Regions from separate parts of the Mus musculus genome. Here region 1 is linked to region 2. The links are chromatin loops, found by intact Hi-C in ENCODE. Cell type or tissue: left cerebral cortex. All regions are shown on one strand. Links, peaks and the distances in the headings refer to the core of each region. The heading gives the core; the rest is flanking DNA.

Evidence for each region. A loop is a pair of places that touch in the nucleus more often than their neighbours do. Peaks named below come from ENCODE experiments on the same cell type or tissue, not always from the same donor. Only the 100,000 strongest peaks of a DNase experiment are listed, where the experiment ranks them.
Region 1: a loop joins it to region 2, with 2.4 times the contacts of the local background. A loop is called at or near these places in 2 of 42 quality-filtered maps.

What each region holds. Positions count from the first base shown.
Region 1 is chr14:25,146,577-25,149,390 of GRCm38, reverse strand. Gm32224 (a long non-coding RNA gene) reads right to left here. Exons shown (of 5, transcript XR_383270.2): 5 at 1,331-1,586. Among named protein-coding and RNA genes, the nearest start is that of 4930572O13Rik, 4.7 kb to the right of the region's middle. In left cerebral cortex, for the core only: no CTCF peak of the experiment used is centred there; a DNase peak (open chromatin) is centred at 1,457; H3K27ac peaks cover 285 bases.
Region 2 is chr14:25,224,246-25,227,059 of GRCm38, reverse strand. No RefSeq gene overlaps it. Among named protein-coding and RNA genes, the nearest start is that of Gm32379, 14 kb to the right of the region's middle. In left cerebral cortex, for the core only: no CTCF peak of the experiment used is centred there; DNase peaks (open chromatin) are centred at 367, 649 and 1,644; H3K4me3 peaks cover 561 bases; H3K27ac peaks cover 1,707 bases.

The sequences.
Region 1 (2,814 bases), core at 223-2,722, 78 kb after region 2:
CTGCCTGTCCTGGCCAGTCAGATCCTAGTACACAAAGGGTTAGCTACTGCTGTCTTTGCTGTAGGCCATTTCCTCTTATAGGCTAGGGGGAAGGCAGTCAGCTACCAAGGAGCAAAACTTTCTAGGAGATTGCTTTCTGTTTGACAAGCTCCTCTCTACCCTTAAAATGGCAATGTAACATAGTTGCTCAGATGTCCCTATACTCCAAGCCAATACTTGGCTTCCACACCACCACTGTCCCCTGTTCTTGTTCCAGATGTTGTCCCCTTCCTGCAAAGGGTGCTTCATGGTTGAAATCTGCTACCAACAATAGATTAAGTGCTCCCAAGCCTAAACCAGGGCCTGGCATACAAGGGATGCCCTGCCACTGCTTTCTCACTTTCTCTGGGGAACTTTATTTCTTTGCAGGGATTCCTTCCTTCCCACACGTGACCCTATTGCCAGGGAGATGATGATGATGACGATGACGACAATGATGATGACTGTCTTGATTCTAGATTCATCAATTCTACCTTCAGCACTGGGTGGAGGATGGGAGGCCTGTAGGTCAAGGAGATTGGTAGGATGAGTGGATTGAGTGGATTGCTAGAGGAGCAGCGAGGAGAGTAGCCAACAAGAATGAACAGATCATGAGATCATGGGCTTTAGCTTCTTGTTTCTGTCAAGGTGCTCTAGGCTCTGTGTAAAAGAGGCTTCTGGTCCTGCCACCACACATGTGACTAGAGCCAGGTCATCATTAGAGAACCATGAGTGTACTCCCAGAATAAGCCATGGTTCCAGCATCTTGTTGTGGTGGCCTGGGGTGGTAGCCTGTCATTCCTCATTACCATTTTCCCTATGACTCCCGTCCTATGTCAGCAATGCACTCATAACACTGTGTAGCCAGAAGGAGGCAAAGGCTGTTGAGTGTGGTGTTTGGTTGTGATGGCTCTTTGTCTTGCAGGTCTGAAGAGAAGGAAGAGGGAATACCAGGATCAAATTTCTTAGACTGATCACTGAACCAGCCCCAGTCCTTTGGGCCCCACCCTTTTTTCTAACATTGTTAAAGTACCCCAAAGGTCAGAAGCATGCACCACCTTGCAGACCAAACCAACCACACAGGAAGACTGTCCATGTGTTGTTGTAGAAATCTTTCTTTGCCAGCAAAGGTAGAGGCTGGTATCCCAGCCAGTGTCTTCCAGAAGCTTTGAGCTTGTCTGGGATCAGATTTTCTTTTTAAAAAAAAAAAGAGGAGGAGGAGAAGGGAGGAGGAGGAGAAGGAAAAGGAGAAGAAGAAGGGGAAGGGGAAGAGACAAAGGAAGAAGAAGAAGAAGAAAATTTCTTTTACCGTTTTAAATTTATTTTTAAAAAAAAAAGCTGAGGAGATGACTCAGTTGGCAAAGCACTGGTCTCACAGTGAGCGGACCTAAGTTTGGATCTCCAGAAATCATATAAAATTCAGGAATGGTGATATGACTTTGTAATTCCAGAGGTGGTGAGAATTATATATCCCTGTGGAGACAGATGGATGCAAGTGAGGCCAGCTAGTCCAGCTTCTTGGTGAAGTTCCACACTAATGTTTGCTTCAAACAGAAGATACAAGGGACCTGAAATGTAACAAATAACAACTGATGTTGTCCTCTGACCTTCAGGAACCAGAAACACATGCTTGTACACACACACACACACACACATACACACACACACACACACACACGAGAAAGGAATTTAGTATGGCTACAGTTTATTAGATAATGAAGGGAGCCCTAGCCAGTGCTCAGGGTAGTAAAACCATTTACCCATAGACCATCAAAGCAAGGAGCAGGCTTTCTGCATACTGAGCTTTTTCTTCTTTCTTTCTACCCATCTTTCCTTGCCACACACAAGGCTCATAAAGACAGCGTCATTCAGAAACATCAAGTTCTCTTCTTCTAAGTTTCCAGTTAAACATTTGCTTGTAGCTGACAACTATTAATAATGTAAAGGGCCCACTTTTCTGAACAATGATCAAAATTAATCTATCAGCCACTTGGGGATGTTTGCATAAATTTGTCAGTGGCTCTTTAGCAGTCTTTTCCCACTAAGATTTCTTGTGACCCTCACACACCATTAATGAGCAGGAGAGGATTTGGTGATTGTATGGTCTTCCCTATTCGGTATATTTGACAAACAACCACTGGGAATCACTTAGGAGGTAAATAAGGTAATTCCTTCTGGTTTCTGCAAGCTGCCGAAGTTACAGGAGAAGTGCAATTACTTTCAGATCCCTCTACATACAATTTACTAATAAGCCACAGAATGGGGAAACATGTAATTAGTAATTACTCTCGTGTGTGGTGATCCAGGGCTTACCCAGGCAGTCTGTGGCTCTATAATCTACTAGCAAAAAAGAAATGAACTCAGCATTAAGAAACAAGTCTGTTACACGTCCATACATATACACATCTTTTATTCTAAAAATTATATTGCTTAACTTTTTTATTGCTGCACATGCATGTGTGTGTGTGTGTGTGTGTGTGTGTGTGTGTGTGTGTTAGGGTGGGGTATATGTTATGCATACCATGAAATATATATGTAGGGCAGAGAACAACTCAGGAGAATTGGTTTTCTCCTTGCACCATGCTTGTCCTTGGGAGTCAAACTTGGGTCAGGAAAGGCCTTTATCCACTGAGCCAGCTCACTAGTCCTTTTGGGGCAGGGAAGAGGAGAAAGGTGCTGTTATTTATTTAAGAGACTGGATATTGTGAATCTCACAATGACCTTGAGCTCCTTATCATCCTATCTCCAATTTCCTGAGAGCCAAGATTACAAGGGTGGACCACCTGTCTAGTCCCA
Region 2 (2,814 bases), core at 171-2,670:
AGAGAGAGAGAGCACTCTTGTTTGGATAATTCGCGGAGTCCTCAGGAGGTTCTTAGAGGATTCTAAATACACTGGCCATCCAATCTCCCTATCACAGGAGCTTATGTCTCAGAGTCCCCTGGGTCCCAAGTGCCATAGATGCCAGGCTTGGCATGATCCACACTGCTGGGGTGCCACCAACAGGCTGCCGGAAACCCCATTTCTTTTCTCTTCCCAACAAAGCCAGATGGCAGGCAGTGTGACTCCATCTCCGGCAAAGTCCAGGGGACTTTGTCCCCTCCCTGCTTGGAAGGCTGTGCCCCCCTCCTGATGCACTTCCTGTGGCCCACAGCCCAGCCTCTCTGTGAGTGAGATCCGCCCTTCCCCCTCCCGCGCAAGCCCAGAGCGAGTCAGCCCATCTGGTTCTATTTCACTTCGTGTTACTCATCAGGATGTGTTTGCCAGGAGTTATTTGATGTTCAGGAAGAATTCTGAAGCTTTTGAAAAGAGGTAAATAAAATCCTTTATCCCCCAAAGAGTCGTGAAATTGTGTTTTGCTCAGGAGGTGGCAGGCAGCCATGTGAGGTCTGGAGGCCCCTGCCTAGCCAGGCACAGGGGCTGGAGTTTCAGGATTTGTTCTTCTGTCAGTCAGTCTGCATCTCCACTCCTCCAAGCCCTTCCTGATGCTCTCTGGGGATGCCCGAATTTGGGAACAGATGAGGGCTGCCTGTGGGGACAGCCCAGCCTGTCTCTTGCTCTTCAGCCAAGAAAGCTTTTAGGGAGCTCGCTCCTTCTGGTCCTCAGCCCTGTCACTCCACAGCCGTGCATATGAGCTCCAGGGGAGGGACCAGAGGGAGCCGTGTTCCCTGCCACAGAACAACCTGTGAGGGTGACTGACAGAGGGCCTGGGTTGGGGGAGCTCACCCCATCTGCTAGGGTCTGGATATCACAAAGCAAGGGAGCTGACATTCCTCCAAGCTCTTGTGAATGGCAACAGACATCATAGATGCTAGGAGACCCAGAAGGGCAGGCTCTGCCCCTGAGACTGTCCTACAGAGGAAGGTCCCACCCCCTTTAGCATCCATTTCTCCCAGAGTCCATGCAGCCTCCTATTTCTGCCCAGAGAAGTTTCAGTGCAATGTTGAAGTTATCCCTGACAAGGGCTGGATCCTCAGGTCTCCTTAATCCAAGGTGGACCCCTCTCTACCTTTCTGGGGGCCCTTAACCGTCCTGTTGAGAAGAGACCAATATTTGTATGATTGGTTGCTGCTTGGTCAGAATCTGAGGGTTTACTTCCACCCAAAACATCCCTATTCTATGCAATGCCCCCCACATAAGCAGCCAGGCAGAGGAGTGTGGGCTCACCCCTGTACCTCTTGATCTGTCCTCCCTATTTACAGGGATGCCAGAGGGCTCCTCCACAGCCCGGGGCAGTGTCATCTCAAATCCTACAGTACGTGAGGCTTCCCACCCACTGCATCCCTCGTGACAGCTTACAACCCTGACTATTAAACATTGATCACTCAAATTTAACATCCTATCTTCCCTTTGATATCTTCAACTGCTCTCTGCATAAGACAACAAGCCTCTTTCTGCAGCTCCGTATGAGGGAGACTTCAAAGACTTCTTCCAGGTCCCTCAGCACTGCAGTTCTGGGATTCTGCCAGCGAGACTGTCAGGAGGAAGGTTTAAGGCATCCTCTGCTGGCAGCATCTTTGGGACTCAGGCCTGTGGGGAAAGCTCCATGCATTAAGTCCTGGATTCTGGAGTGATCTGTGCATCATTGGGAAGTCAGTCAATGGCATGATAATTCTTTTCTAGAAGTATCTGTGGATCATGGCAAAGGATTTAATTCAGAGGCAGAGGCATTGGGCTTATATCTTTGAGGAGCCAGGCCTGTGTCCCTGAACTGTCCCCTGTCCAACTCTGGGTCCTCAGGAAAGTTCTGGATTCCTATCTGTTAAATGGATATGATCATTCTTAGCTCTCAGCAAAGTCCTTGAGCAGAGGGTGTGGGTACCTGGCCCATCACAAGATGCCATTCTGCTCTCTCTTGGTCCCACACGGGGTGGGCACATTCCTGGACAAGAAGCGTCAGTGACAGAGTGTGATAGGAAACATTGAACTCCTGAGAGCCAGACACTTGAGAGTCATAGCTGGCAGCCTGATCACCCGTCATTATCATCCTGTCCCTCACACGATCGGCAGGGGGCTTGTACTTTATTGTACCTATGTTAATTAGCATAGCTACCGTCTATGAAACACATCCCATGGGTCAAGGCCGAACAAAGTGATTGACCAGTGTCACCTCACATCAGCTCTAGGAGTACCTCAAAGGTAGCCTTCCTCATGGGACCTATTTCTGCATGAGCGTCTTCCTGGATAACAGACTCTACCTCGTGTTAATGGCCGTGTGGGGCTTGAAGTCAGGTCAGTGGGGCTGAAGTTCCAGCTCTTGTCTCTGTTTTCTAACTGTAGTGACATACTCCCAAAGGCACATGGTGTGTGTCTCAGTGCCCTTGGGGTTTGCAGTGGAAGATGTCATGGTACGGAGAGATGGAACAGAGAGTGAAAAAGACCTGTCTGTTCAATTTTGCACACCGTTTCTTTTTTGAGTAGCCATCTCAAAAAAACTGTTAACATTGTAAAACACCAGTTACAAGGTCATGGCTCCAGATTCCTTAGACTTCAAGAATAGACTGTGATGTTCCTGATCTCTAGAACTCTGTGGCCTCTAGCCCTCTGAGCTGCTGGGGTTGCTAGGAAAGGGACTGCTATCCCTTTGTGGGGTGTCCCCCCTGGGAGATGCTACTTGCAATGGATGATCTCTGAGTT